2 separate regions of the Mus musculus genome follow, and region 2 is linked to region 1. The links are chromatin loops, found by intact Hi-C in ENCODE. Cell type or tissue: left cerebral cortex. All regions are shown on one strand. Each heading gives the region's core, and the rest is flanking DNA. Links, peaks and the distances in the headings are about the cores only.

The links. Peaks named below come from ENCODE experiments on the same cell type or tissue, not always from the same donor. Only the 100,000 strongest peaks of a DNase experiment are listed, where the experiment ranks them.
Region 2: a loop joins it to region 1, with 2.7 times the contacts of the local background. A loop is called at or near these places in 7 of 42 quality-filtered maps.

The regions. Positions count from the first base shown.
Region 1 is chr6:146,269,893-146,275,542 of GRCm38, reverse strand. The region is part of intron 37 of Itpr2 (inositol 1,4,5-triphosphate receptor 2); the gene reads left to right. Among named protein-coding and RNA genes, the nearest start is that of Gm35596, 53 kb to the right of the region's middle. In left cerebral cortex, for the core only: CTCF peaks have their summits at 2,064 and 3,108; DNase peaks (open chromatin) are centred at 3,097 and 4,247; H3K27ac peaks cover 207 bases.
Region 2 is chr6:145,357,381-145,363,030 of GRCm38, reverse strand. No RefSeq gene overlaps it. Among named protein-coding and RNA genes, the nearest start is that of Gm38926, 12 kb to the right of the region's middle. In left cerebral cortex, for the core only: a CTCF peak has its summit at 2,789 (motif pointing left); a DNase peak (open chromatin) is centred at 2,824.

The sequences.
Region 1 (5,650 bases), core at 1,813-4,312:
TTCTGTTTACATGTATTTGTTAGTGTTGAGGTTTGGTGAGCCTGGTTCGGTTCCTTTCATGTAAGACTTGGATTACAAGGGTTGTTCAGGTGGATATCAAAGCATCAGCCTTGTTACACAACACGTGGAGCCCCAGAGGTAGGTCTGTGTATTGGCAAGTATTTTCATGAGACTCTAAAACATCAGTGATTCCAGGCGCATGTTTGAATTGAAAGAGATCTGACCTCCTTCCTTGCATGCCAAAATTGAGCTATCCCAGAATCCCATTGCTCGGTGGTATCTTGCATAATAATGTGTCAGAACTTGATACCTGGAGACAACGTACCTCTCTTACCACTAAACAAACACTAAAGGCTTTCTTTGAACTGTGGTACCATGTCTGGAGGCACCAGGAGGCACTGACTATGGAGGCAAAAGGAGTCTGCACACCCGTGCAGGATGCATGCCACGTGACTTCCAGTGGAGACCAAATTCAAATTTAAGACTGTACCACCCACTAGGTGATTTATGTTGGAACAGGGCTGGGAAGCAGATTGGTTAGTCAGGAACAGATGTTCCACACTGGTTTGGGGCAGCCAAGATTTTTTTTTTTTAAGATTAGATTTTATCATTAATGTGTGTGCATGTGTGCATGTGTTTCTCTGTGTTGGTTTGTGCTGTGAGTGCAAATGCCTGCACAGGACAGTTGAGGGCGCTAGACCCAGAGTCACAGGTGGTTGTGAGCCACTGATATGGGTGCTGAGAACCAAACACAGGTTTTCTATGGGAGAGTAGCCAATGTTCCTAATGGCTGAGCCAACTTTGCAGCCTTTTGGCGTCTATTGTTAGGCTTGACTCACCAGACTTGAATTACTGAGGGAGAGCTTTCACATCTATGGATGACTATCTTGATTATTAGCTGATGTGAGGGTCCAGCCCACTGTGGGCAGCACCATTCTCTAGGCGGTGATACTGGGCTATGTAAGAAAGCTACCTAGGCATGACCCTGGGTGCAAGCCATCTATCAGAATTCTCCCGATGGATTGTGACTCAAACTTCTCCTTGAGTTTCTGCTCTGACTTCCCTCTATGATGGATAGTGGTCTGGAAGCTGAAATAAACCATTTCTTCTGTAAGTGGCTTTTGGCGGGTGGAGTTTCATGTCAGCAACTGAGAGGAGGCAAGGCACATGACCTCCCAATTCCTCTGTCCCCACGTTTGTGAATGTCAGTCTGCTCTTTCTGTAAAGGTTGTACAGCATGTCTTAACTCATGTCATGTGCCTTTTAGTGCCCCACAAGGGTTTTCTGTTACTGGTCAAGAGGAATTCACATTTCTTACCAGATTCCATAGGGCCCAGCATTCCGTCGAGCATCCCAGCCTCTCTCTCCTGTGTGACTGTCCCGTGGTCACATGTCCTCTCTCTTTCTTCATTGGTGCTTTTTACATTGTCTGTTCCTTTTGCCTGGAATGCTGTTCCTATTGTAGTCCGTGTGCCTGGTTGCTTCTTTAGAGTCACATCCAGTGCCTCTCAGGGTGAGCCTATCAGACACAGCTCCTCACTTACTGTCTGTCTTAGCGAGTTTCAGAGGATGTCCCTTCTGGATCACTTCTGTTCTTGTAGTTATGTGTTTCCTCAATGACAGTGACTTTTATGAGACTAAGAACCCCGTGCGTTTCTTTGACTGCAATGTATACAAAGTGTCCTGGACTCACCTAAGCCAATGAAGAATGTAGATTCTATGATGAGAAAGAGGACAGAGCAGTCTGCATGAGGCGGAGAGCAAGGAGCTGGAGACTGTTTGGTACTGCAATGGGAGCCAAGACTCCTGATTCATGGATGATGAATCCCAGCAGGAATGTTGACAGCGATGGACTCAGAAGCTGGGTTCTGGGTCTGGCAGGGTTATACTGGTCTAACTAGGTATAAATTGTGTCCCATGAATGGCTCAGGAATGGAGAGAGAAATGACACTTTGAAGACTTAATTCTTATTGCTTTATGTATAGAGGTGTCTTGCTTGTATGCGTGTATATGTACCATGTGTATGCAGTACCTGTAGAGTCCTAAAGAGGGCATGGCATCCTGGGAACTGGAGTTACAGAGGGTACCCAGCCACCCCGTGGGAGCTGAGAGTTGAACCCAGGCTCCTGAGCAAGAGTAGCCAGTGCTGTTAACCACTGAGCCGTTTTTCCAGGCCCATGAGAAGAGCTAATTTTAAGAAGTAAGTCTTATAGGCCTTAGGGTCACGGAAAGAGAAATATCCTAGAAGATGGGGATCACTGCCTAGGATGGAGCACAGGCAAACGTATGCACACACCATGCTCAGGATACAGTTTGCCGTGTGTTGAGTTTCCTGTTTGTGAGGTATGGAGGCTTGTTTCTGTCATCCTGGAGTATAGATTTGGAGAGTTCAAACTATCTTCCCAAGGTATGATAGTCAAGGCTGTGAGAGTGGAATTCATCCCTGAACTTACTGGCTTGGGGGTTTTGATGAGAGCTGGCTCACTCTTTGAGGTGTACCTGATGTGATGACGTTGGTGAGCAATACCCAAGACAGTGAGGTCCGTGGAAGAGGACTGTAGCTGTCCAGACCGGAACTTCTGAGATGTATTTGAGATATATCTGATCAAGGATAACTTTGTATGTCTGTCATAAAACCCAAACTAAAATGTATCAGACAGAAGGTATAGAAGAGAGGGCGTGGAGACCTGGGCTTTGGAAAGCTTTGGTGATGGGCAGGCCATAGGGACTTGAGGATGCTGCTCTCTTGCTGGTCCCTGTCTTCATGGCTCACCTCCTGGTAGCAATATTTACATTGAAATCTTTTGAAAATCACTTACTATAGTGGGTGCTGTGGAGGAGGACAACTTTGTGAGTGAGGCTGGATTAAGCTTAGGTTTGAACCAGGCTTACTTGCCTATCTTGTCAGGCCTGGATTCATTTTTTAAGCATAAATTATTTGCACAAACTAATAGCATTATTTGTGACATACTTCTGAGTGTCTATAACATATTTTGGTTGCTCCAACTTCAACACCTGTGTATATGGCCTCCCTGCCTCCTTAGATGTCAGTGGGCAGACCATAGAGCAGGGCTACAATTGAGATGCAATATCACAAGTTACCAGTAGGCGTCACTGTTCCATAAATGATGTCTCTTGGAGTAGCTGAGTACAAACCTTTAAATTATATAAATGTTTTCATTTCTTCTCATTGATACTTTGAATTCTCACTATATAATTTTAAATATTCAAGCCAGGTGAGATCAAAACTGTTTCTACCTAAATCTAGTTCAGGTTTTATTCAGAATTCTAGTCATTGGTGTTATTTTAAACAACTCTTCCCCTGTTTAATTTTAGCTACTGTAATATTAAATCGCTTCCTTCGGTATTACTTTGGTATTTAATAAAGACATAGGTGCATCTTGGAATCCTGAAAAACACATGTTTGTCACTTCTTCTGTGTGTTTGTGGGTAGTCTCTGCTTTCTCTTCATGTGTCAAGTTCATACCATCGCAGGTTGCCTGCCAAGCTCTTGTTTTTGAAAATAGCAGGCACACATTGATTGCTTTATACCTGGGTTCAGGATCTTTGTATGTAGATAGACTTTTTTTTTAGAATGAGAATTCGAATACAGAAAAGGATAGGTGTCCATTTGGCATTCAGTGCTTTTTCACTAGGGCCCAGCATTAGCATAAGAGAAGGCCTGGGGGTGCGTAGATGCTCAGTCACATTCACCACACTCATGTGAGCTCAGCGTTAACAGAGTAGCATCACCAGGAAACTAGATATACTCATGATATCTCATGATAGTGCGTGTTCTGTCCAAGCGCTGGGAACAAACCATGTGTGTCTGGAGTTAGTTGTTCCTTGGGGCTCACATTTGGAGAAACACTTATGATTGACAATTGGTTATACTTACTATAACATCTTAAATAAATTATCCCAATGTAGCCACAATCTAAAAGTTTATTTGAAAGGGCAGGGGGAGAGTTGTACAGTGTACATTTGACACCTGCTTTTGCTGTGGCTTGTGGTGACTTCTGTCCTGATATGATCTGTATACAGTGTGATCACTTTTAAAAAAGACCTCTCCCTACTGGTAGGCAGGAAACCGTGTCTTGTGTTCACTGCCAAGAAAGTCCCCAGGCACATGACAACACATGTGTACACTGCATATCAGAGCTGCAGGGTGTGGTTGGAGGAGACACGGACGGCTGAGCCACTGAGGCGGCTCTGCCAGCAGCAGCCTGTGGTTATGTAACTCCTGCAGTGTCTGGCGCTGTGCTTCACTGGAGACAAGTCACGTGCTGTGCAATGCCATTGCCTGAAATTCAGTTGCTCTGAAGGATCCGTGAGTCTGCGTGAGAGAAGCTTTGGCCGCTCTGTACTAGAAAGCAGATGTTGATCGGCTGCACATAACTGATGAGTGTGCACACTAATTCCAGCAAGGACATTTGCTGTCTGTCTGTCTGTATCTCATTATGCTCCTGAAGAGAGAAAATTAAGTATTATGTAATACGGACAAATAATGAAGTGGAGGGAAGCAACTCAGTCCTCCTCACTAGAAAAACTTGTCCCACATCACTTAAAAATATTTTTATGATGATTCAGCAATTAATGCAACAACAACAACAACTATTCCTACTACTACTACAAAAGTAACATACTGGACATTATTTTTGGGAATTTGTGTAGGTAGCAACCAGTATTTTCCCCCAATGCGTGGTCTATGAAGGAAAAAGGAAATTTGCAAATTTTAAGGAACATTAGTGAGAAAAAATTAAATTATGAGTTCAAGTGGACTTTTCTTTTTAAAAGATTTTTATTTTATCTTTGTTTGTGTATGTGCATCTGCATATGCAGGTATCCACATGGGCCGTGGAGGGTGCCAGACCCTTGGGGCCTTTGTCCTTGTGGGGCCATCTTTCCGGCTCTTCAGATAACCTAGAAGGTTATCTGAAGTTAGAAACTTTGGGCAGATTTTACTTTCTTTGTGAGAGTTGTGGAATTGGGACCAGTCAGAAATTCACCCTTATTATATGGCTGAGACTTCAGATTGCATCTCTCAGAAGGAGATCTGGAGTCTGCAGGAAGGCAGCGGTCGGTCGGTGTAGGGAGAGAGGCTGAGGGTTCATTTATCTTCCCTGGGGCCTCACAGAGAACCCAGAATACAGCCAACTTGGGCTCAGCTCTCCTGACCGCCTCTGGCTTCCTGCCTGCAGGATTTCAGCAGTCAGACCGATGCTAATGGCTGTGAGTAGAAATCAAAGGCCCTGAAGCCCAGACTCAGTCCACTCTGCTGTGTCAACAGGGATTAGCTGTTCAGTTCTGTGATTTTGGGTAGGTTCCTCTTAAACTGTAACAAAACCAATGTTGTTCATTTTTTTCCCTCTTGCAAAAGGTCTTTTTATTTTTCTCTTATTCGTTAAAACCTCCGGATGGGAGTTTGTTGAAATCCCCATTTTTATTCCAACCTTATCGTACATATGTGGATTCTGCGTGTTGTTTTCTAACACACTCAAAATGAGATTATAACAATCAGCTCTTTCATAGATGATCTGACTTAGGCGGGACATTCGACACACGTGTGTGATTTACTTTCCTGTCAGCAGAATGCATGTTTGTAGGAGGCATGATCGTTCCACTGGACCAAAGGGTAGCAGGGCAGGGT
Region 2 (5,650 bases), core at 1,391-3,890, 910 kb after region 1:
ATCAAGGTAATTAGGTTCTGGACCTACAACATTCCAACTTCCCCACAGTCATTGAGACTTGGCTGCTCAGCCTTCACAGAACCAGGACTTCTCAGTCGATAACATACAACAGTTACACTTTGTGCTGCACACCACACGGCTAACGAACGCTTCACCAAGGACACACCTCAGATTTAAAACTATTATATGTTACAAACCGTTGTGTTTGACGGTCTATTCGAAGCTTTCTCTTATGGAAGCACAATAGTCTAATTATGGGGAAAAAAAAGACTTCCCATGCTTCCTACCGCAGCGCGTATCAAACCACATTGAATTAAACCAACACACACATCCAGTGATGTGCAAACGGTTCTGTCTGTAATGAACAGTAAAATCACGTATGTATCAAAGAATTGTTTCCGAAACCTGAAGGCTTTTACCCTAAGTAAACATTTGACTTACGTACCTGTTACATCTGCTTATACACACAGGGTAGCAAAAGTTTCTCAGACAAGAAAGGGTCATGAACAGAAAACATTCGAAGCCCTGCTCTGATGAAGGAAGGTGGACACGTATTTATTCGAAAGGATCACAATCCTGTTCTCCAGAGCTGTCAAAACGACAGCTGGTCTGGGCTCGAGCACTCCCTGACAGCCTTCCTCAGGCCTTCACAGATGATCAAGCATGCTTCCAGAAACTTCCCTCGCTCTGTCCCTCGTGTATTCAAGCCCGGGTGGACTCTGGAGCTTTTTCCAGCCTCCCACAGATCTCCCCTCTTACCTCTCATTCAAAGGCTGACAAACTAAAGCTCACAGGAACGAAATCTAGTCTGCGGCCGACCGCATGAACTCAGCTTCACTTTGAGTTTTTAAATGCTGGGTGGGCGGTACACACGTGGTCCGTGATGTTTAAAACAGTTTTACCTTTGGCCCAAAATATTCATTGACCCTCGTTTCTTACAGTGATGGCTTACTCTCATACAAATATTAGCCTATTTAATGCCATCTTGCCATCCTCAGCTGAGAGGAGGGATCTGGCTAACAGGTGGTTGGAGGAACACACAGCCTCGTGGAGACTTGGGATTGGCTCCAGTGCCATCGTGTAGGGGAAGCTAATGGCATCCTGGTTACTAGATAGGCTGCAGCTAAGTCCTGGAAGGCCTTGGCAACTTGGACTTTACAGTTGCAGGTCCAGTAGCAACTTGAGAAAGTAATCCACTGGAGGAGATTGTGGTGGCAGAGATGGCAATCCGGGCATACAGGAAAAGATGCCCTGGGGTAGCAGAAGCAGCCGCTGCTAAGTTTTGCCCTGAACCACCGTGAGTGGTGAGCTGTTGTTGCGGTGTATTGCAAAGCTGGAGTTCCAGACGACACCACTGCTCACTCACAGGGCGCTCATTTTGCCTGTAGTGGAAAGGCAGCGAGAGGAGTTGTGAGTCGGGCACGAGATCTAAGGGACTCAGAACTCCAGGGCCATGTGAGTTTGCTGCAGAGCAAGTGTGAGGGACAATGACAGCCCTGATTGGGGGAGGGGGCCTGGATGGATGCTGACTCTGCAGTTTCCTGTGGCTTCTGTGTCCCTACCTAATGTCATAGCTTCACCTGCCAACCTGACACAAACTTAGAGAGGCTGGGGGAAGGGAGCTTCAGTTGAGAAATCGCCTCCATCAGATTGGCCTGTGGGAGTGTTTGCAGGGCATTTTCTTGATTGCTAGTTGTTGGAGGAAGGCCCCGCCCACTGTGGGCGGCACCATCTCTAGGCAGGCAGTCCATCCAGGTCAGAAAGGTAGCTGAATGTGAGCCAGTGAGCAGCCAGTGGCAGCGCTCCTGCATGGCCTCCGCTTCAGCTCCAGCCTCAGGTTGACTTAGTCAGGGTGCTATCGCAGTAACAGAAAGTAACGTAGGAAATCTAGTAAGCACCAGCACTTCCACTGTTCTGGAAGATTCTACAGAAGTCGTTCCCTACCTGTGGCCGATAGACCAACCAGCAGTCTCCCTCCAGTCCTCAGGCCAATTCCTAGAACTAAATCCAAGCAGAACCTGTGTGAGCCTGTGTTAGAGCCTGCTACGGGGCTAATGTGTGAGCCTGAAGGATGGTGACACGGCCCAGCATTCACTGAAAGGAGGCAGAGATTGCCCCTGGAGTCATCGTTGAGGTTTTCCTCAAAAGCATGAAGCTTATGGCTAGACAGCAGCTTTGGATGCGCCCTCAGAATGCAGACACGCTTGCCACCTCTGTAACCTCTAAATGGAGACATGGAATGTGCTTTCCTGTGCATGTGTGTGCGTGCAGAATATGTATATATGGTACACGGGAAATAAATAGCTTAAGCTAGATACCAGAAAGATCCCTCGCTGCTCTGGGGTCTGGAAGCAAATGACAGGAAAGTGTGATTGGGAAAGTAAAATTGTTTAACCGGCTCAGAAATTAAAACAAAACAAAACAAAACAAACAAACAAACAAAAAAAAAAAACCAACTAAGGCGTTTCCAAGTGCGGGAAACATTCCAAACAGGATGTACAGGAGTGTGCGAGGTGCCTGGGGAAAGGAAGCATTTGGGAGAAATTGGAACTACATTTTACAATGATTTATTTATTTTGTTAATGGAGTACACTCAAGGTTTGTATGTATCTGAGGTGAGTGGAAACACAAGTCCATATAAACTGTAAGTAGAGTAGCTTTTAAATTTCCGTTTTTATTTACTGACGGAAAGGAAGTAATTTAAAGTTATTTAAAACACACACAACAAAGAAACACTAGACAATTTTCTGCTTCCTTCCTGTTGATCTCACTGCCAACAGTGCCCTCTAGTGGTGAACTGAGAAGACGTTGGTGGAGGAGGGAAAAAACATTACCGGAATTTTCATGAAAACGTAAACTTTTACAATTCCACTTGGTAACTGAATGCTATATTTGGCAAGAAAAAAAATGAATCTTTGCAGAGGTTCACAGCAGATAGCTTAAGACGTGGGCGTTTCAACGTCAGCTTTCCTTAGTGGCTCTCCTGAGTGCATGCCCATCTGTGCGTGTAAATGCCCTCGAGGCTGCCTTTGGGGCGAGTCTGGGCCACAGCTTCTATTGTGTACCTTAAAACGAACAGAATCCACTTTTATGAGGGATACAATCGTTCTCCCCGAACTTGTGCTTCAACCTTAATCACTTCCAAGAACAACACAGTGTTCTTGCAGGATCTCACCTGGCCCCAACTCATCGAACAAACCAAGCCCCATTTTCTTAGAATGATTCAGACGCTCCCCTCCCCCGACCCCCACCCCCGCAAAAAGCAGTCATCACAACAGGCTACAGCCCGGGTTACAGAATGAAGTCGCGCTAACCCTGGCTCTGCCTAGAGCTTCTAGAGCAGCTACTTCTGAAATAAAGATGGGAGGTGGCTTCCCGGGCGCCACTCTAACGCCAGGCAACCGCTGGGCCATGAGCTCTGAGGCTTCAGCTCTGAACATGGTTCTCTGCCCTAAGCCCCTGGTCCAAAGATCCAAAGCACAGTACTTGTCTGTTTTAGGAGATGTTGGTACATACAGGCTGTTTTATGAGCATTCTGACATTCCGACTGTACCCCCTTTGATGTCTTCAATAGCACCCTTTGTCATAAGTGCCCAAAACGTGTCACTCACTGGCTGTCATGTTGGACAGAATTGGACACTCTTTCACTACAGGGGGACATCCTTGGTCTAGAATCATCTTCAAGCCCTGGCCCTAAAGAAACTCCTGAAAATTGTACTTTATAGGAGCAAAAGTTATTAAGCAACACACCGTCTAGCAATCAAAGAGAATGTCCTTAGTGCTTGGACAGACAGGTTCCACTCACATTCTAGACCGATACCCTAAGAAGAACGCATTCTTTATGAGGCATTTTTGCCAAAACACATAAACTGAATCTAACCATGAGGAAACTTCTGACACGAAGTGAAAGAGAGTCTGCAAAATAATTGGCTTGTCCTTTCCAAAATGCCAAGGTCATCAAAGAGAAAGGAAGGCTAGAGTTGAACCACAGGAGGGGAGACTCGAGAGACATGACAGTTAAATGAATCACAAGATCCTAAGTTAGGTCTAAACCACGGAAGGCATTAGCTACAGCCCAAAGTCCTGATTAGAGGGACACAAGAATCATGTTTCTTGTTTGCTCACCATGGTGTGACCAGATCAGAAAAGGTCTAGGGCTGAAAAGATGGTTCCGCCATTAAGACTGGTCGCTGCTCTTCCAGGGGACCTGAGTTTGGTTCCTGGCACCAACTTTGTGTGGCTCACAACTGCCTGTAACTCCTAATCCAGAGAATCCCATGCCTTCTGACTCCAGGTGGTTCTCTCTCTCTCTCTCCCTCTCTCTCTCCCTCTCTCTCTCTCTCTCTCTCTCTCTCTGTGTGTGTGTGTGTGTGCCTGTCTGTCTCTCTGTCGCTGTCTGTCTGTCTCTGTCGGTCTGTCTGTCTGTCTGTCTCTCGCTCTGTCTCTGTGTGTGTGTGTGTGTGTGTGTATGTATGTGTGTGCCTGTCTGTCTCTCTGTCGCTGTCTGTCTCTGTCAGTCTGTCTGTCTGTCTCTTTCTCTCTGTCTGTCTGTCTCTCTCTCTCTCTCTCTGTCTCTCTGTGTGTGTGTGTGTTTGTGTGTGTGTGTGTGTTTGTGTGTGTGTGTGTGTGTATGTGTGCGTGTGCCTGTCTGTCTCTCTGTTGCTGTCTGTGTGTGTCTGTCTCTGTCGGCCTGTCTGTCTCTCTCTCTTTACACACACACACACATATTTTCTTGAACCATCCTTAACCGTATATTCCAGTCTCAGAGTGAGCCAGGAAATGTGAGCAGAGCCAGATCCTGATGTTTGTTGCCCTAGGTCTCCCAGAAGGGAATCCGATTTTCCAAATAAAATAAACTGTTTTTTCCATCTGTTTCTAATCTGCCTTTGAAAATGTTGCGGTGATGGATTTTCAAAGAGACGGCGTCCAGGCTCCTTCTCAGCCTTGACATGTGTGTAGATGAGGTCGGGGACATGGCACCCACATGCCACCGTCCTGAATTGTCTCCAGAGTTCTATCTGCTCTCACATCTTGACACTCCTCTCTCCAAACAGTCATGCATATTTATTGGCATTAAACAGAATCTCCTCTTCAACAAAATGAATTGTGAATATTGTATGCTCCCAGACAGACTGGAAAATATGACAGAGACTTCCACCAAACACCCTGATGATATGGCAGAAATGGGAAATAGCCATATTATTTCCTTAATACCAGGACTACTCTCAAAATGTAAGAATCAAAAACCAGAATCCATTTCCAAATATGCCTCCCCCAGAAGAAGGCAAGCTGCCAGAAGAAATGCAGACCAGACTTTTGCTATCGTATAGCATGGTGTCCAAAAATATTCTTAAAAATAGGTAGTCTGCTTCATAAACAGTGGTGGGCCTGTGTTCTGAACCACGCACGGCTGTGTATGTGCTTGTGTGGTTGTATGTTTAAAAATATTTTTTTCATTATATTTACTGAGAAAGGTGGGTCACATGTGTGCCCGTGGCACCCAGGTGGAGGTCAGAGGTCAACTTGGGAGTCTTTTCTCTCCTTCCACCCAGTGGGTCACAGGTGTTGAACTCAGTCCATCAAGCCTGATAGCAGGCATCTTTATCAGCTGAGCCGTCTCACCGTTTTAGACTTATAATTTCTGACGCTA